Linked DNA regions of Mus musculus: region 2 is linked to region 1. A link is a loop called in an ENCODE intact Hi-C map of the cell type or tissue named here. Cell type or tissue: left cerebral cortex. All regions are shown on one strand. Each heading gives the region's core, and the rest is flanking DNA. Links, peaks and the distances in the headings are about the cores only. Region 1 holds the start of Vav3 (vav 3 oncogene). Region 2 has its middle 68 kb from the start of Vav3.

Region 1 (4,386 bases), core at 387-4,386:
AATTGCTGTTTTGTTGCCCCAATTTTAGACATTTACCATCACCTGTTGTAGCTTCTCACTCACCTGAAGAGCCCCACAACTTCTTTAAGTGCCTCTTGTAGGCCTCCTACACCTCCATCTGTCTTCCTTGCCCTTATATACACTTTCTGGATTAATATTTGAGTTTTATGACCTAAAGTACTATTTACATGTTACATGTGATATGTAGCAATTTAAAATATTTGGTCTTTGCTGATGCTCTGTGGATGCACAGGGATGTGTGGTATAGTGAGTGGTGTTTATGAAGCTGTCCCTGTGACAGGCACCACATATATTCATACCTTATATCAAGGCTTTGCAGCTTTTGATGGAAATTTATTTATCACCTGAGGACCTTGATACAGTTCAGGGTCCTACTCATTCAGTCTGGGTAGGGCCTGAGAGACTTTTTTTTAAAATTAGATATGTTCTTTATTTACATTTCAAATGTTATCCCCTTTTCTAGTTTTCCCTCCGAAAATCCCCTATCCCCTCCCCCCTTCCCCTGCTCACCAACCCACTCACTCCCACTTCCTGACACTGGCATTCCCCTATACTAGGGCATAGAACCTTCACAGGACCAAGAGCCTCTCCTCCCATTGATGACTGACAAGGCCATACTCTGCTACTTATGTATCTAGAGCCATGAGTCCCACCATGTGTTTTCTTTGATTGGTGGTTTAGTCCCAGGGAGCTCTGGGGGTACTGGTTAGTTCATATTGTTGTTCCTCCTATGGGGCTACAAACCCCATCAGCTCCTTGGGTACTTTCTCTAGCTCTTTCACTGGGACCCTGTACTCAGTCCAATGGATGGCTTTGAGCATCCACTTTTGTATTTGTCAGGCACTGGCAGAGCCTCTTAGGAGATAGCTATATCAGGCTCCTGTCAGGAAGATCTTGTTGGCATCCACAATAGTGTCTGGTTTTGGTGGTTGTTTATGGGATGAATCCCCAGGTGGGACAGTCTCTGGATGGTCATTCCTTCAGTCTCTGCTCCACACTTGTCTCTGTAACTCCTTCCATGGGTATTTTGTTCAGGCCCGAGAGTCTTACAAGGTCCACAGTGATACTCCTGTCTATGTATTCATTCCAAGTACCAAGGCGTACTCTTTTTTTTATTCTGACAACCCAACGTGGCAAGGGTCACTTCCTTCATTTTATAGGTGAAGAAAATGAAGGTTAGAAGAATAGAAGTTGCCCAAGGTTATCAAAAAGCAGCTTAACTTGGATTCTAAATCCAGGTTTGTTTACTGGTCGGTACACATGATCTGGATTTTGGAAATATTTTAACAGTATTAAGGGATGATCTGATGCTACCTAAAATGAAATGCTTGGCTAGTCTTTGCTTTTTCCTTATCATCTTTCCTCTTTTCCAGCGCCACTTCTTCTTATGCAGGACCACATTTTAAATGGCAAGTCATGTGTGTTTTGTTTGTAAAGATCTATAATGAGTAACATGGCTTACAGTACTTGCCTCTTTTTGATGGTTTTGCATTCTGAGTTTTTAGGAAAGTGGTAGTCAACAGCCAACCCCCCCCCCCCAAAAAAAATCACATGGAAAATTCCAGAAAGAAAAAGTATATATATTTTATACATTCTTTCACGATTTATGATTATAATGTTCTATTTTATTGCAACACTGCTGTTGATAATCTTCGTGCCTAGGATGCACTTTACAGTTTCGGTGATACAGTATTGCTAAGGATTGATCCTCCTGTAGTTTCAGGCTTTCAAACCTATTATGGTCTAGGAAACATTGTGCTATTGATGGACTCCACAGTGTGCACAGAGGAAGTTGCTGGGGACGGATGCATGCGAGGAAAGGAAATCCTTAGGCTGATTTATTATTGTTTAAGGCTGGTTGTGTACACAGCAGGCCACGCTTGCTACAGTCACGCATAAAAGAAGCGAACTTCTGTCCCAACAGATCATGTACTTTTTAAAAGTTACGTTTTGTCCTGTTTATAAAATCAATAAGATCCACAATCGAAAATTTGAGCTACAAATATCTAATGAAACAGCAGCAGCAGCAGCAGCAGCAGCAGCAGCAGCAGCAACAACAGATATAAAATCCCACCAAACTAGATTTCAATTAAAAAAAAAAAAAGACTAGCGAAGAGGGCATTTACAGGGAGTTGTCAGAGTTCAGTGAAATAATATATTACTACAAAAAGCTTATACACCCTTTTCGGCTTTGTAGGGCAGTGGGAATAAAAAAGACAGGGAGAACCTTGCCTCAGTATGACAGAGTTGACATGTGTGGGTGTGTGTGGGGGGGAACTTTCCAATTTTCCCCAGGGTTCTCCAAATATGCTGACCCAGTCTCTCAGTGTCTCGGTACTGAAGCGATTTGAGCTCAAACCTGGTGGCAAGTCACTGACGCATGCGCGCTCTTGCCTCTGTGTCACCGGCCAGTTTTCTTTTTTTCTCAGGCAGGATTTTGAAGATCAGCAAAAGGCGCTGGACTGCTTTAGTGAACAGTTCCAAGCCTGGGAGATATGCAAAACCTACTTCTTTCCCTCTACCTAGGCTGAAGCTGCAATTGTCCCCACGTCACGCACTTTCAAGGTGTCAAAACATTCTCAGAAGAAACTGACTTTCAGGAAGGGGCTGAGGATGGACCTGGAGGAGGCGGGACCAGGGGCCGATCACAAACTTTCCATGCTGCGTTCTCCAGCTGCGCGTAGTGCACATCTCATTTCTCCAGGCTCCCTGTGTCCCAGTTAAGCCTTGGCTCCTCTGAGACCCTCTTAATTTAAATCGCATTCATTGTTCAGGGTGTCCCCGGGGACACCCCTGCGAATCTCAGTGTTCAGCCACACTTCCTAGGAAGCCGCGCCGATGGGCTAATCCCTGGACGCCCCGGGGTTGTGCAAGCTCCACTCATCCGAGGGTTCACGGGCGGGCGGGGGCGCCGGGATCCCCTTTGTGGCCGCCGCCCCAACTCGGCCCGCTCCTCCCCCCAGCCGCCCCGCCCTCAGCCCCGGACCCCCAGCCAGGGCGGCGGGCACGCTCGCACCCGCGCCTCCGGGGACTCGCGGACCGCACAGACCGGCCAGGCGCGCTGGGCATGCTCAGTCGCGGGGCGCCAGGCTCGCCAGTCGGAAGCCAGTGCTCAGCGGAGCCGGCCGGGGCGCACCGAGAGCGCGCGGCACTCGCTGCTGCAGCGGCGGCCGGGCCGCGGCGCATCCGGGCGGGGACCCGAGGCGAGTCCCACGCGGCGTCCCCGAGCCGCCGGCAGCGGCGCCCGCTCCAGAAAGGCAAAGCGAACCAGGGGCCATCAGCGCGACTGGCGTCGGCGGGGCTCTGACGCTCCGCGGCGGCCACCTCAGAGTCGCTGCCCGCCCCGGCCGGGCCGGGTCCGGGAGCCGTCGGACATGGAGCCGTGGAAGCAGTGCGCTCAGTGGCTCATCCACAGCAAGGTGCTGCCCCCCAACCATCGGGTGACCTGGGACTCGGCGCAGGTGTTCGACCTGGCGCAGACCCTTCGCGATGGAGTCCTGCTCTGCCAGCTGCTCAACAACCTGCGGCCACACTCCATCAATCTGAAGGAGATCAACCTGAGGCCCCAGATGTCCCAGGTATGGAGGCCACCCCGCGACCCCGCTGCCCGTCAGAGGCTCCCATTAATCATCCGGATAATTTCTTTGTGTAAATGCAAACATCTAGGTGCGCTCCGCTTTGCCCTGCCTCTCAGTTCTCAGCTTGGGGGCTTTTCCTCACTTGCCTTGAAATGACTTAGCTTCTAAGCAGAACTAATAAAGCCTTGCGTCGGGAGATGGTGTATGGAATCCTAAAGGTTTCTGGGAGGCGGGAAGAAATAAGTTATCCTAGGGCGCGTTTCACCTTTCTGCCCCCCCCCCCCGTGTGTGTGTGTGTGTGTGTGTGTGTGTGTGATAACAAAGAGGGAGTCGGCTCTAAAATAACAATGAGAAGGGATGAGATGAAGCGGTGGGGTTAATTTTGCTTTGACTTATTTTTTGCTTTCATTTGGTCCTCACGTTCTGGAAAGAGGAACTGTGCCATAGATGAGGACTCTAGGAAGTGGAGGGCGTTTGGTACCGTTATCTGCTCAGAGGAAATAAACCAAGAGGGACACAGAGAGCCTTCCTGAAGTTCCCCACCCCGCCCCCTAAGCCCGTGGCCTGTTAGCAAACTGGAAGGTTGTGTTTATAGCTTGTCTGAAAACGTAAGGGGAGCCAGCCCAGCCTCCCTCACCGGTGGCAGGAAGTGAGAAGTTTTGCTGGAGACTCTGCTTTTTTTCATTGGGTCTTGCGATCAGGTAGCTTGGAGGCACTTGGGCTTCTGTGGCCTTAGCTTGGAGATACCTCTTTGAGGGTTCTGATTAAAATCCAGTCCTGGAAGGCA
Region 2 (4,394 bases), core at 169-4,168, 67 kb before region 1:
CATTTCTTCACTCTTGCCTGAAGCATCAACTGTACTTGGTGGAGAAGGATGAGAGCTAAAGATCCTGCTCAGCAATGCCCAGTTCCCTATACCTGCCAAAAAGCCTAGAGTTGAAAGGAGCCTGATAACCTGATACAAGTGACCTGAAGCCTGCTACAATTGTCTGACACGAGGCTCTTGGGAGGATGGTAATAAACCTAGTTGGCAGGCTGCCACTTTCCTGGAAATGGAGCATGGGAATAGAAAATGTAAAGGGAGATTAGGAAGAAAACCACAACCACAAGTCCTCTTTGTTGTTTTCATGTTGTTCAGAAAGCAGAGTGGGGGGTGGGGGCACACAGAGATGGGAGAAAACCTCACCTGGTCTATAGAGCAAATATTCATAGGACGTTTCCCTGGATTGAAACACATTGCTGTATTTTCAATAGATGATCTCTCTCTCTCTCTCTCTCTCTCTCTCTTCCTCTCTTTCTCTCTCATCCTCTCTCCCTCCCTTCCTTCCTCTGTACCTTTTTCTCCTTCCTTCCTTCCTTCCTTCCTTCCTTCCTTCCTTCCTTCCCTCTATCCCAGTGTCTCCTGAATTTACTGATGGTTGAGACCTTTATACTCTATTGGTCCTTAGTATTTCAGATAATATTTAATATATAACAAGACAAACTACACGTAAGGACATGATATTTTAATCATCTCCCTAATGACAAATGGGGTTTTATGTCATTACAAAAATTGGTGAGACAAATAGGGCAGATGTTTTTCCATCCTCCCTCCCATTCTATAGTTAAGGAATCTGAGATCTAGGGTTTTATTTTCTCAATGTTAAAAACATAATGGAATCAAATCTCATGATTCCCCAGATGGAAGTACTTGGTTTTTCTATTGCTAAGTATCTCTTCACACAGACTTTCATCTCATTGATAAGAATTTGATCATATGAACTCTTTCCATGACCACAGATGTTTCTGCCATAGAGTAAGATGTATAAATGGGCAGGTTCTCTTTCTGTGAATGACAGTGGTATGAACTATAATGAACATGTCAAATGTATAGCAGGGGCAGGCAACTACAAAGATAGAGCAGAGAATACGTTTATTCATGATTTGCTCAGTCTTTATTTCAGGTTTTAGGTAGATGAGGGAGGAACTATGAAATAACTTAATGGGTTCTCTTGGAGACATGTGATCAAGGAGCCATATTGGGGCCTAGCAAACACAGAAGTGGATGCTCACAGTCAGCTAATGAATGGATCACAGGGCTCCCAATGGAGGAGCTAGAGAAAGTAGCCAAGGAGCTAAAGGGATCTGCAACCCTATAGGCGGAACAACATTATGAACTAACCAGTACCCCGGAGCTCTTGACTCTAGCTGCATATGTATCAAAAGATGGCCTAGTCGGCCATCACTGGAAAGAGAGGCCCATTGGACTTGCAAACTTTATATGCCCCAGTACAGGGGAACGCCAGGGCCAAAAAGGGGGAGTGGGTGGGTAGGGGAGTGGGGGTGGGTGGGTATGGGGGACTTTTGGTATAGCATTGGAAATGTAAATGAGCTAAATACCTAATAAAAAATGGAAAAAAAGAAATATTGAGGCTATAGCAATTCATTGTCTATGGAAGAACTGAGAAAGACTATGATATAAGGAGAGGGGTCTACCAGGCATGTACATAGAATGGAATTAAGATACACACAGTGGGTCTGCAGTGTGGTGTATGCTATAGGGAGGTAAAACTGGATAAGTGTGGTGTATGATATAGGGAGGTAAACCTGGACAAGGACCAGCTTGTAAGGTCTTTCTAGACCAAGCTAAGGAATTTGCATTTTATCCTTTAGAGGAACCATCAGAGGATTGTAAATAGGTAAGTTGACTTATATAGGAAGAGCCTACAAAATGGTTATTTGATTTAAGCTTTTTGGAACTCAATGTAACTCTCTTGAAAATAAATTTTCACACAGTTGGAGCAATAGCTCTGACACTTTAATTTGTACCAGAATTACCTGTGGAGATTGACAGAAATATACAGAATGTTAGATAACATCAAATTGACTGGCATCGTTGGGGAATTTGCATATCTCTCAAGAGTCTTCAGAGGATGTCTAAGGTGATCATCTAGGGTCACATTTGAGAAGTGCATGAATGTTTTGGTGAAGGTTGTGGAAGAAGAATTCTAATTTATCACTAACAAATTCAGCACAAAATTTGTTTATTCTGTCAGTGGGATTACAATGAAAAATTTTCCTTCTTCCTCTTTCTTTTCCTTTTCCTTTTCCTCTTCCTCTTTTATTCTTTTAAAATCTGAACAAAGGGAGGTAACTGTCATCTGCTCTGGTGGAAAAATAATGTATTCACAAGGCTCTAGGCTCACTGCTCTACAAAGCCAGCTGGTCGCCATGACTCACCCTCAGAATGCATTTTCACATCCTAGGGGGTGTTGGGGCAAACAGCTGGCCCTCTTTGAGCTCACATCTTGGAAACCTTCCACTGTTCTTATTCCATAAATACAGACCAGTAGCTTAGCTAGGATTTCCATAAACTGTAAGATTTTTCACTAAAATTCTGTGGTGTTAGTGCAATCCTAGTGGGAGGAAGTATGTAGCAATCTGAGCTATGACTGAGAATCATCTGACAATTAATTGGGTGGAAATAAAAAGCTGGGAGCTGAGTAATAAATGAGATACAGTCCAGAGAGGGGTACTGGCTCCTATCACGGGGATTTGTTGTAAAGTAGTCTTGCTAAAACTCATTCTCTAGACCCCTGCTATACAGGGTATGGAATTCTTTGTCTCCATTGCAGACAGTATCTGAATATGTCAACAATGGTTTCAGATGAGTCTTCCAACATCAGCTGTGACTCACCCTTTCTGACCTTCAGTCCGCACTCTCATTGCAGGGAGTCTGTTTCATGAAAGATTCATGGAGAAGATTACTCCAGGGCAACGCACACAGAATGAACGATGCTGCTTTGATGTGTTAAGCTATCTTCCTTCCTTAAAGATTGCCAGGCAAAAAATAGCCATTAAAAAAAAAAAGCATTCTTAGGAAGGATGCTCGCTTGATTGGCACCAGTACTTAAATATGCATGGCAGACCTGAGATCTTTCTTCTTGTAAGTAGCAATAAAACAGTGTTCCCTGATAAATCCTGCAAAAGCATTGACATGGTCTGAGTGCTCTACTTGCAATACAGGGAGCAATGCCATCGCTCACCTGAATTACTGAAGCCCGCTAATATGTGCATGCCTCTCGTTGCTGTGTTTGCACTCCAGTTTCTTTAGAGCAGGGGTTTTCAACTGTCATGCAAGGCTTGAACCCATCATAGGCACAAAACTAAATATTTACTCCACAGATGAGAATAATCTGGACTATAACCAAACATTAGTAGTAATAGTACTGGTAGCAGCAGTAGCAGCAGCCATCCAACCCTTCCTACACTTGACACTCCTCTCAACACTTAACAATAATGCATTTAATGCTCACAAGAAACTTTACAAAATACATTGTTGTCTGTGCCATGTTCAGATAGGGAAACTGAAGTACCAAAGAGAGGGAACTTGCCTACCAACCCAGGAACTGTAAGTGGTGGCTGGGCTTCAGGACTCATGTTCTTGATAAAGTGCTAGCGTGATATAAATGCGCTCCCATCTTTTGCTTGCTCAGACACTTCTGCCTGTCCTTTATTCTCCGGTTTAAGTTTCTTCTTTTCTGCAGGCCTTTGTGCTTTTGTTCTAACAACTCCTGCAAGAAGTTGCTGCTTTGTCTGTGCTCTAGAACCTTCTCACATACACCGGGATAGTAACCACACTGTTGATATTTGCGGACGCACCCATTGTTCTGCTAGTTAATGAGAGCACGTGCTGTTATTTCTTTGTCTCTATGAGGCATAAAGAGCTAGAGACCATCTATAATTCCTATTGTTGTGCTGAGATAGCTGTTGCCTAACTCTTGGAAGATTTATAGATACATGCATTTACCCCAGATAGAGCACTTATAGACCAAAGAAATGATTCTGTCTGAATCCAGCATGGTGAATTATTGATCCTGCTGTGGTTATTTATAAGAGCTTGGATAAGAAGTTACTTACAAGAACACGTGTGAGTCTTGGGCAGCTACATCACTGATAAACTCCCACTCAGAAGGGATGATGACCTATGAGAGCTGTCTCATTGGAGACCCCCCAATCAACCTTCTCCTCCTCTTATACTGTACCTTCCCCTCACCTTTACCTGCACCCCCAACTGAGGCAGGGCCATGCGATGGATGTGCAGCTGGAGGGAAGGAGGAAGTGTCTGCAATCTAAGGTGGGGATCTGATGAGCTTCCTTCTGTGACAGTGGTTCTCAATCTCCCAAATGCAGTGACTGCTTAAAAAGTTCCTCCTGTCATAGTAGTATGCTCTGCCCCAC

What was found. Peaks named below come from ENCODE experiments on the same cell type or tissue, not always from the same donor. Only the 100,000 strongest peaks of a DNase experiment are listed, where the experiment ranks them.
Region 2: a loop joins it to region 1, with 2.1 times the contacts of the local background. A loop is called at or near these places in 1 of 42 quality-filtered maps.

The regions. Positions count from the first base shown.
Region 1 is chr3:109,337,644-109,342,029 of GRCm38, forward strand. Vav3 (vav 3 oncogene) reads left to right here and starts at 3,040. Exons shown (of 27, transcript NM_020505.2): 1 at 3,040-3,599. The coding sequence starts at 3,396. In left cerebral cortex, for the core only: no CTCF peak of the experiment used is centred there; DNase peaks (open chromatin) are centred at 2,447, 3,138 and 4,218; H3K4me3 peaks cover 2,032 bases.
Region 2 is chr3:109,270,804-109,275,197 of GRCm38, forward strand. No RefSeq gene overlaps it. Among named protein-coding and RNA genes, the nearest start is that of Vav3, 68 kb to the right of the region's middle. In left cerebral cortex, for the core only: a CTCF peak has its summit at 2,556; DNase peaks (open chromatin) are centred at 2,057, 2,431 and 2,831; H3K27ac peaks cover 585 bases.